Linked DNA regions of Homo sapiens: region 2 is linked to region 1. Evidence: chromatin loops called from intact Hi-C (ENCODE). Cell type or tissue: IMR-90. All regions are shown on one strand. Each heading gives the region's core, and the rest is flanking DNA. Links, peaks and the distances in the headings are about the cores only.

What was found. Hi-C counts contacts between places; a loop is a spot of excess contacts. Peaks named below come from ENCODE experiments on the same cell type or tissue, not always from the same donor. Only the 100,000 strongest peaks of a DNase experiment are listed, where the experiment ranks them.
Region 2: it touches region 1 in a loop (21-fold over the local background); 1 of 110 quality-filtered maps calls a loop at or near these places.

The regions. Positions count from the first base shown.
Region 1 is chr11:23,954,110-23,960,075 of GRCh38, forward strand. No RefSeq gene overlaps it. Among named protein-coding and RNA genes, the nearest start is that of LINC02726, 230 kb to the left of the region's middle. In IMR-90, for the core only: no CTCF peak of the experiment used is centred there; a DNase peak (open chromatin) is centred at 3,412; H3K27ac peaks cover 766 bases.
Region 2 is chr11:24,206,828-24,212,793 of GRCh38, forward strand. No RefSeq gene overlaps it. Among named protein-coding and RNA genes, the nearest start is that of LINC02686, 58 kb to the right of the region's middle. In IMR-90, for the core only: no CTCF peak of the experiment used is centred there; no DNase peak of the experiment used is centred there.

The DNA.
Region 1 (5,966 bases), core at 693-5,692:
AAATAGTCTTGTTGTGGCTCAGGCATTATTCTAATCCTGAGAAGAACTTCTTTCTTTCCCATCTGCTGTCTATCTGAAAGTTGTCAATTTTTGACAGAGCAGAGCATGCTTTTTCTCTAACTTGCAGCTTTTTACAAACACAGATATCATAGGCTATGTAATTAATTAGATGGAACCATATACAATTGCCAGTATTCAACATTTTTGAGTTACAAAAAAATGAAAGTTTTATAATTTTCACTGGAACATATGTTCTCTGAACTCACCATCTACTGTCTGTTTTTCACTTTGGTATTCCAAAGATCTGAGAATGCTTTGTTTGGAAAATTTAAAATAACCATACAAAAAGCCCCAAAGTATAACACATACTTAAATGTAGCAATAGCTCTACATGCTTATGTGTATGCATGTACGTATTAGGCTGCTAAGTAATACAAGCAATTGAGAAAGAAAAGAAAGTCAACATGTTTTGATGATGTCTCAGAAGCATGTTAGAGGCTCTTTTTAAGTTACTTATTGTAGCCTCACAGTTTTAAAAGTTGGTCAGCATTATACTTATAGAAAAAAAACTAAAAAAACTAGGCTCACAGAAGCCAAATCACAGTTAAAGTTACTTAAGTTTATCTAGGCTTATACCTTAGCCCAAGTGTCTAAAAAATCCCTCTCGTTTCTACTGCACAAAATTTGTATACATATAAATTTCCTGCAAGTCAAATCAGGACAGTGTTATTAAGTATTGAATACTTTTGTGAATGTCTCAGTAGTCAATAGCTTGTGTCAGTGCAGCATGACAGACTGCCATCACCCACACCTGGCACCAACATGAAACCAGTGAGATAAACTATGTAGGATGTGAAACATAAGCACAATTCTATTTCTTCTGACAGTGTAAACTGCTCCATATTTGCCACAGAAAACTACTAAAAACAAAGCACAAATGTCATTTTGTGTAGAGATCTACAATTCTTTTACCAGCTGATACAATTCAAATAATAAGAACTCGGCCTATAACGTGTGTGTGTGTGTGTGTGTGTGTGTGTGTGTGTGTTGAGGGGATAGTTTTACATTATTGCGGTAAAAGGGGGAATATTGGCATGTGCACTCCCCTTTTTATATAGAAAAGGATTTCCTGAATGGCAGCTGCTTGATAAATACTTAGAAATGTGTTGATTCTCTCACCTGCAATTTTATTCTCCATTCAGAGTTGTTACTGTTTTCTTTTTTTCTTATTAAACTGGGAAAAACTGTAGAAATAAGGATTTTAGAAGTACAAAGGACCTGAGATACTAGTCACTTAGCTAATTATGAGAATTGACAAGCTGCAGCTCAGAGAGGGAAGGTTTCTCATTATAGATCCCAACTAATGTACCTGGGCCCTTGTGATTAGGTTTATGATAATAACTATGGTTATGCGTCAAGTGGAGAACGAAGTCTAGGTATTATAGAGGGGTTTAGTGTTCCTGGAAACATACTGCATTAACATTCTGCTGCAGTGCTTACAACTTTAGATTTTAAGCATGTGTATTTTTTACAGAAATGACCCTATTCTCTATGGAATTCATTTATAACACAAGGAACAATGGCAACACCAAGAAAATGTCTACTATTTGTTGAGCCTTTACTATGTAGTTTACGTGCATTATCTCATGGCCTCACTACAACAATATGAGCAAGTTGTCATTATTATTCTATTTTATAAATGAGAAAACTGAGGTATAGCAAAGTAACTAGCTCAGTGTTCCTTGGTTAATAGGTAGTAGATCCAGAATTGTTACCTAATTCTGATTCCAGTATCTGAACTATTAATAAAAAAATATTTGGACATATTTGGGAAATCTACAGCATGCTGAGTATCAGTTCCCATCATGAGTTTTCACTTAAATAATATTTACACATTATAATATTAACTACTATTACAGAAAATATGGACAAGGATAAAGAAGAATATAATATATAAAATATATTCCACACACCAAGAGATAACCACTGTTAAAAATTTTGAGTAATTTTTTTCAGTAACACATCTGTCAGCCCGGATATGAGCCTAGATTACATGTAAGTATATGGATATAATGTATATAGGTCTACATGTATATTTGAGTCACAGGTCGATTTTGCATCATTCTTTCTGTCTACTGCAGTTCCAGTTGTAGATAACTGGTCTTTTGATGTCCAGCAGATTTCTCTTTTTCTTTAGTGAAGACCATCACCTGCAGGGTAGCCTGCAGGGTAATTCTCAGCAGACAAGCACTTACTGTCTCCTCATTTACTAATGTTTAACACCCTTCTTAACTTTTACTTTTAATTTCAAACTCAATCCACATGCCGATAGGAGTGTCTTTGGACTTCACTAATTAAGATAGTCCCAAAGGCGAATATTGTAGTTAATAAGGGAGCTCAAATCATTGTTCACTGATGAAATAACTTACCACAAATCATGATAGTATTTTACAATTAAACAAATGAGACCAGAAAGTTGGGTGGAATTTTTAAATTAAGCTGAGACCATTTTCATTCACCGATAAAGTTCATTAGAAAAAAAATAATGCAAGAACTTAGTGATTTTACAAATTTTTGTGATTTAATACTTATTTTTGAGCTTGTTCCTACTGCATGACATGGAGTACAGTGTAACAGGATGCTCTTAGCCACAAGCAACACTAAATTCTGACTCACTTTGCTTGAAAAGAAAATCATTTTTACCATCATATAAAGGCAGCCGCAGGATTAATTAAGTCAGTAGCCTAACAATGTCATCAAGGACCCAGTTTCTTTCCATCTTTCTTTCTTGACACGTTTGGTGTATCAGTTTAACTCACCCAATGGCTCCAAGAGAACTAACAAAATTCCAGGCCTTGCAAGAATACTTTCATCAGAAAACCTTTTAGCCCCCATATATGATGGTCAGTTTTATGTGTCAATTTAACAGGGCTATAGTACTCAGTTTTATGGTCAAACACTAACCTAGGTGTTTCCCTGAAGGTATTTTGTACAAGTGACTAGCATCTACAATAAGTTATGTAATGGAGATTATCAGGAATAATCAGTGAGATTCATCCAATTACCTGAAAGGCCTTCAGAATGACCATGAATATTCCCTGAGGAAGGAAGAAATTCTACCTGCAAACTGCAGAATCAGCTCCTGACCGAGAGATTCCAGCCTGTATTTCCTGACAGCCTTCCCTATACATTTTTTACTTCCTTAGACAACCCTTACAATTACGTAACCCAATTCTTTACAATAAATCTCATTTGTATATTTTGCTCGTTTTGTTCTTTTCCTCTGATGGAACCCAGACTGACATGCCATACTTTTATCCGGAATAAAAGCTTTACAGAACAGCCATCCTCACAAGTCTTTCTGTCACATCATATTGAGCAGAATTGCATCACATATTTCTCCTCAAAGTAACTGTTATGAAGCATAAAGGAATTTCCGCTTATCAGAATTTACCCCCAGCCACATAGGAGTGGACACAAAAAGAAAATAAAGTGATAGTTTTGTTAGTAAAGAAGTGAACAGTCATCAGGAAAGAAACAAACAGTGAGGTTCAAAAAAAAAAAAAAAACTGTCAGCATCCTTTCTTACATTCAGAGGTGTACAATTTATATAACAGAAAGATGATTAATCCACGAATATTTCTGGGTTGCAATCAGCTTCTATCTCAAAATCCTCATAATTTCCCTATGTCCCACAACCACTCTGGCTGTTTCATTATAATTAAAATGAAGAAGCTGAATTAAGTCAACTGCAAGCTCCTTTTAGCTTAGTCTGAAATAAAGCTAAAATTCTGTTCTTTATAAACTTGATAAAAGTAAACACATTCTTCATGACCCAGCTTATATTCTTTCTTCTGAATTAAGTTCTCTGTTACAGCTCCATAGAGAGTAAACATCCCATCAGCATTTTATCAAGCCTATAACGTACGCATATTACTGCCATATATAATTTTTAATAATGTACATTATTTGTGTTATTCCACATGACAGTAAATTCATTTAAATAAGTAATAATATTTGAGCCATTTTAATATCTACAATTCCTACATTAGCATCTAACACACAGTGAGTAAGCATCTGATAAACAAGCATTAATCTTCATTACATTCCTGCAAATATATAGCAATTAAATTGCTGCATGGGCTGCTAATTAAAATAAATAAATAAATTATACCTTTCTGGGATAGGGCTTAAGCCAGTGCAAATGTGACAAATGTTTTAGAGGCTAACTTATCTGATCTGTATATTAGGAATGATGGTTACATGTCACTGAATGACACTCTCTAAAAACGGACCTAATGTTAAAGTGAGAGAACTGTGTACTTAGTACAATCCTTGCACATTGTGGAAAGCATGCTGTAGTCACTAATCATTGTTACTCAGAATCTATGTGACATTGACATGACTATAAAACTGCCTATAGACATTAAGTTGAGGGTCAAAACAAACTAAAAACAGGTATACATCAAAACACTACTGTTTTTCTAAACACCGTCTATCCTCAGTTCAGTATTCTTATTCCTGGTCCCATATATGAAAGGCATTGTAGATATGCGATGTAGAGACCCATCATAAGGGTCACAGCTGACACCCCTATACCAAAAGACAGGTTAACAAGAGAAAAGCATAACAAATTTATGTGATCCTGATTTTATGGTGACATGGGAACCTTCAGAATGAACACCCAAAGATACAGAGAAAACTAACAATTTTTTTATGATTAGTTTCAGTGAAGAATTCTGCAGTCATGTAGAACTGTGACTGCAAAAAGGGAATGCTTTAATGCTAATAGAATGAATGGGGAAACTCAGCATGGCCTACCTGTTCAGATTCTTCTTGGTCTCTCTGTGTGGCATTTGTCCCTCCTGGGTATGGGGCAGGACACTTCCTGGAATGTGGATCTTATGACCCACTATCAAACAAGGTAGATTAGTAAATTTCTTTGTGACCAGTTCTTCTTACACAAAAAGGTGGAGGAAAGGTAGAATAATATTTCTAGGTTTTATCATTGGCTTTGGAGAAAAGGAGCTCTGGTTTCTATAATCCACCTTGGAAAAGCAAGACTCTAGTTTTTATGGGTAGCCTTGGGAAAGAATGAGAGGTCAGAGAAAGGAGGGCAGAAGAAGTTTGCAGATAAACTTGGCTCCTGAGTTGAGTCTGATGCCTTCACTTTGGAGTATTGTTTCCTGTGCTCCAAGAACACTCCGAGAAGTTATCCAAGAGTTGGGAAAAATCAGTCATTAGAATCCAAACCTCCTGCTATGATCTATAACCCCAGATGTGTAATAATATTAACTATAACCTACATTCATTCTGGTTCCCTTTCTTTCTTATTTTCTCAGTTGAAGACACCTATTGTGTCTCAAATCTTTCAGCCTCACATATTTTGTATGTAGTAAAAACTATAAATGTGTCTTTAAGAGCCATTTATTATGCATGGAGCTTAATCACGACTAAAGGACAAGTATAAATTCAAGGCGGTCTGCATTTCATTCTTGCATACCTCTCTTTGTTGATAGTATCATTCTGTGGAAAATTAGCATTTAAATACAAAATCCCTCTAGCATTGCGAGGTAGATGTGACTCACAAGAGGTGAAATAAGCTACCAGGATTTTGTTGCTGTTGTTACCAAGCATCCCCTCATATAAAAACACACATTTGTACCTATTTTGGCCTATGTCTCTAAGCTGATAAAAATGACCTGTATGCAGAGTAAAAAGTAATCATTAAAGTAGAGACAGGAGAAGTGCTTGTCATTGTCCTTGAATAGTGAATGAATCTAGTGTTCAAGTGGCAAGGTTGCCTTTAGATTGAAGCATCAAAAGTTCATCTTTAGCAATGAATAGGCAGAGTATGTAGGTGTGGTAGGTAGGTGGTCCATATAGAAAGCTTTTCATAAGAGGTGGAAATTTATCTCAGATAATTCAGAAAAACTGAGAAGAATGAAGCATGTTTCCTACTTTAC
Region 2 (5,966 bases), core at 346-5,345, 250 kb after region 1:
ATTTTTTTTCCTTCTTTTCTCTATGGTAGTAGTCCCCTGAAGTACATAGAAAAAAACTGAAAAATAACACAAGGACTTTTCCAAATGGAAAGAGTATCTGCTTTGGCTATTTTTTGTAACGTGTACATTGTTCTAATGTTAACATGATGAAAATATATGCAGCTACATTATAGTATTGGTTATATGGTGTTATACTCACAATAAATCTTTGTTTTAGGTAATTAATAATAGTTTTCTGCAAAACCACTCTGAGGTGAATCAGTAATAAAAGTCTGAATCTATTTTTGATGTCTGAGAAGTAACAGTTTTAAGACCCATTCCTCACCTTTCTCTCTTTGCTCACATTTGGCAAGCCAATAAAAACGGCCAAGTGAAAGAATAATACCTAGTATTTGATATCCCAACAGGGTGACCATAGTCAAGATAATTTAGTTGTACATTTTAAAATAACTAAAAGAGCACAATTGGATGGTTTATAACACAAAGGATAAATGCTTAAGCAGATGGATGCCCCATTGTCCATGATGTGATTATTATGCAATGCATGCCTGTATAAAAATATCTCATGTACCTCAAAAATATGTACACCTACTATGTACCCACAAAAATTAAAAATTAATAAATTATTTTTTAGAAAAAAAATTTAAAAGCCAGGTACTTCCTTTCTTGACACAGGTGGAGAAGTTATCCATATTAAAATTTGTGCAAAAATAATTGGGAACATAAAAACACATACTAGGCTCAGAAGTAAATAATGCAACGTGTCTTGGAATTCTTCGAAAGTAAAATGGCTGACGGCACACTATATGAACAAGAAAATGAGAAAGATTGTTATTCTTGACAGATTAAGGCCTCTAACCCTTAGCAGGGCTATCTTTGGAATATGATTTCTTGAAATCTGTGCCGAAGGGGAAGATCTTGCAAATAAAGAATAAACTGGTTGGAGATCCAAGACTCTTTGCTTTAGGTCAGGACCTACTTCCTTTGACCAGCTCTTATGAAATCCATATTCCTTTAGTAAAGTACACTGGAAATCACAGTGCAGCACCATCACCTCTTTAATCTTTCGTGTTCTTAGAATAAAATATAAAGCCTCGGGCTGGGCGTGGTGGTGCATGCCTGTAATCCCGGAGCTTTGGGAGGCTGAGGTGGGTGGATCACCTGAAGTCAGGAGTTGGAGATCAGCCTGACTAACATGGTGAAACCCCATCTCTACTAAATACAAAAAATATATATAAAAAATAAAAAAATAGCCGAGCATGGTGGTACATGCCTGTAATCCCAGCTACTTGGGAGGCTGAGGCACAAGAATTGTTTGAACTTGGGAGGTGGAGGTTGCAGCAGTGAGCCAAGATCACACTACTACACTCCAGCCTGGGCAACAGAGTGAGACTATCTCAGAAAAAGAAAAAATTGTATAGTTTGAATGCTTTCATTTCTGTGTATCTTTATAAACATAATGTATTTATAAGTAAATATATGTTGTCTAATGTATTATATATATATACTCTTACAACTAATATTACTTTAGTAAAAATTATGCTTAAATATATCATGAAAAAGGGGGCCCTAAATTGCTAGAGTTTAGCACTTTATGAAAAGACAGTGAAAATGTATGAACTAGGTGAGAAGAAACAACCTATATTTTTGAAAGTGAAACTAGAGAGAGGCCTCTACATTTCAGCCACATTACTAAATGAACCAAGATGAAATTTCTATCCTCATTTCAAATTGCTACAGATGATAAAATTTATATTTTTAACCGCATAAGACTACTCACTGCTCAGGAACAAATCATGCACTCTCTAGCTTCTGAGCTTTGTTGAGGCTACTCCCTTGGTATGATATGTTCTTTTCACTACCCCACTCTCTTTTTTGGTGCTTCATGCATAATGGTAACCACTCTAGTTATAGAAAAGTTATATCCCCTCTGTGGATTTCCCAGATACCTCCTGCAAACATTAATACTTCTGTCCATTGTGCTTCACATAGCTTTTCTAATTAAACATCTATAATCTGATTACAGGTTTTAAGATTTTGGAGATGTGTGTGTATATGACTGTGTTTTACGGATGTTTCTTCCTTTACTTGTCTATGACATCCTTGATCAAGTTCAATCCCTATTCGTCTGTGTAGCTCTAGAATATGACAAAATGCAGAGAAAATAGGAACCATTTAATAAATTTTGATAAGAATGCACTCTATAAGATGTTCTAAATTTGATTAAATACATCTATTTTAGCTTGCGTTCAAGAGTAAGTTTAGAGCTATCATTTTCCCCAGCCATCTCACTACTGCTTATCTACACAAAGTAAAAGAAATCAATACATTAAAAAGATACCTGAACTCATATGTTTATCTCGGGTACCATTCACACTAGCAAAGATTTGGAATCAACCTAAACATCCATCAACAGGTGAATGAATAAAGAAAATGTGGTATATATACACAATAGAATACTGTTCAGTCAATAAAAGAATGAAATCATGTCTTTTGCAGGAACATGGATGGAACTGAAGGTCATCATCTTAAATGAAGCAAGCCAAGCACAGATAGACAAATATCTCGTGTTCTCACTCATAAATGGATGCTCAAATAACGTGTTCAGATGGATGTAGAGAGTAGAGTGACAGATAACGAAGACTTGGAAAAGTGAGGGTAGGGGCTTGGAGGAGGGGAGGATGACAAGAAAATGGTTAATCAGTGCAATGAATGTTATTTGGGAGATGGATGCCCTAAAAACCCTTACTTGACCACTATGCAATCATTGCATGTAAAACAATAGCACGTACACCCCATAAAAAGTAAAACAAAAATAGTAAGTTATCCAAAAATGCTTTTCAATTTTACATCCACACAGAACTGTAATATAGTGGATAGCCTAAAAAATGCAGTAAATTAAAGCTGAATAAAGAAAACAACCACTTTATAGGCCCTTGAAATTCTACAAATAAAGGACTGAAGTCTGGATACATAAGTGTATATCACTAAAATAATCTATTAACTGCTTTATACTATGCATCTTATGCTAATAGAAATTATAAATTAATTGGCAATAGTGTGATGATGGTTGCTGCTACCCAGTATGTACACTGTTTAATGGATATCTAAAAGTTTTAAGTAATAACCAACTCTCACATTTTTGGAGAGATAAAATGAGAGAAGTTCAAAATGAATTCTACTATAACCCAAATATTTAAATTAAATTTCCAATTTGAGTACAATGTGTTTTATATTTTTCTTACTGCCTAGTTAATTCACATAATCATTGAAAATAAGTCTTAGTAATAAAGGCCCGCTATTGTCCCATCATTGGGAAGTATTGGCTTTAATGTTGGCCACCCCATGATCAACCAGATTTTCTTTCTTTTACTTCCTGCTTCCAGAAACAATTTTTAAAATAGCAAAAATAATAGGATAATCTAACATGTGCTATTAATGATATGTTTTGTAGTGCTAGGCACATTATATACCATAACATATACAATCTGAAACTTGGAAAAATTTAAAATTTTCACCTGAAATCTTCCAGCCAGTAAATAGTAAGGAAGAACTTAAGCATATTTGTCTAATTTTATACCCCATTCTCTTATGTACTCTACCTCCGTGCCAAAAATAGGCCAATTAGTTCATTTTGAACACATCTGTTCTGTCATAGGTTTCTCCAGAAAGATGATGTTATTTATGCTAATAGCCACTAGCTACATGTGACTATTAAGCACTTGAAATGTGGCTAATCAGAATTGAGATGACATATAAATGTGAAATACACATTGGATTTCAAAGACTTATGAAAATATCTCATTACTATCTATATTACCATAATTTTATATTAATTATATGTCAAAATAGTTATATTGTGAATATTCAAGGCTATATTAAATATATAATTAAAACTAATAGGATTTTTTAAACTTTTTAAAATATGAGGCTATGAGCAAATGTAAATTTGCATGTCTGGCTTGCATTTAGGGCTTACATTTTAACTCACTGAATAGCAGCACTGTTCTAGAACTTTCTGTTCAATAAAATACTTTTGGGACACCAGTTAGACAATGTGACCTGTCCTGTAAGATGATATTTGTTAAAAATGAAAACTAGGATGACCATCTCTTCATCTGCCCAAGACTAAGGAGTTTCCTGAGATGCTGAACTTTCAGTGCTACAATGGGACAGTCTCTGGAAAATTAAGAGTTGTTTATCCTAAAAATAAAACGTATTTTTTATCCTGATAAGTGACGTTTGGTATCTTTATCTGGATGCTACACAGATATGTAAGAATTAACAATTCCACAAACTCCTTTATCATTCCCAACTCCAATTTCATGATTTCCAGCCTCAATTAATGGTGTCACTATCCACTATCTTACAAATTAAAAGTAAAGCTGCTGCTTCCCTTCTGCCTTCACAGTCTGGTTAATATTTACCGTGTGGCCAAATTTAACCTGGAAACATACAGGGAAGGTAATTGTGGGAAATGTAATTTGTACAGTACAAAATTCCCACACTTTGTGCACTCTAATATTTATTTTACTATTATGAATAATATTAAAAACAGGAAAAACAAGCAAGCACATAAAAAGCTATAGGGTTATTCTTGACCTGTCAACATTAATATCTTAGCAGTCATAAAACTTGCGAATGAAGACCCTCCCCTCTATTTTTACCACATACCTGATTTCAAGTACTCATCACTAATTAGCTATTTGTGGGAAAAGACAGATTGTTTAGTTTGTGGTATTTGTGAGGAAATCAGTGGGGATGTGTGGTTATGACAGAAGGTAGGAGGTAGGCAGAGGTGCGCATTCACAGAAGGGTTTTGTAACAATTACAGTGTTTGTACAGAGTAATGGTGATTAGTAAACAAGTAAAAACAGATGATAAAGAGAAAGTAGAATAACTATTAGTGTAAAGTCCTTAAATAGTCAAGAGGACCAGATTAATTATAGCAGAATTTATGGGCTCCTCTCATGGCTTATATGGTCATAAGCTTAAATTCAACTCAGTTGGTAGGACTGTGTATTTTTCTAAGTCCACGGGGAAAAAAAGAGAGAGTACCACTACCGAACTGAGATTGGAGGTTTGTTAGGTGAATTTTCAGACAGAGTGAGACAATGAAGTTAGGAAGATAGGTGAATATAATTCATTTTATTAAAGGATCATTGAATGTAAACCACAATAGAAATAAAATAAAATTATGAGGAAGATAATAGGCAGTAGAAAAATCAGTAACTATAAAGTGCCAATGAAGAAACTTTTTTAGAGTTGGGTTATTAAAGTGAGTGCAATGAACTGAATGTTTCTGTATCCCCAAAATTAATACGTGGAAGACTAGCCCCGCCCCCAATGTTATAATTAATGTTAGTAGATGGGGCCTTTGAGAGGTGAGGGTAGAGGCCTCATGAATGGAATTCATGCCTTTATAAAAGAAGCTCCAGTGAGCTTTCTTCCCATTCTGCTACGTGAGGTTACAATGAAAGGACATCTGCCTGTGAACTAGAAAACAGACCCTTACTGGGATTGTGCTACCGCTCCATGAAAAACCACACTTTTCCCATGGATCCTTGCAGCCAGTTGGTCAGGAAGTCCCCTCGTAAGCCCATGCCACCTGGGCCTTGGGTCTCGAGCACAGAGCTGGGAAGGTTCTTAGCGGCTGTGCAGGTGGGTGGCTGTTTGGGCAGGCTCTGAGACCCAGGAGTACTTGCATCCTCTGGCTCTGGGAACTTCTGTGAAGCAGGAGATTCGTCCACTCCCATGGGAAGGGGACTGAAGCCAGGGAGCCAAGTGGTCTCGCTCCCACAGAACTCCACAAGCTAAAACCGACTGGCTTGGAATCCCCACTGGCCAGTGCAGCAGGCTAGCGACTGCCTAAGAAGACAGAGTTCTCATGGGTGGTAGGGGCAGCCACCATCACTGCAGCACCAGTCAGCATTTTCCCTTGCTGCTGGTGCCAGTGAGACTGGGTG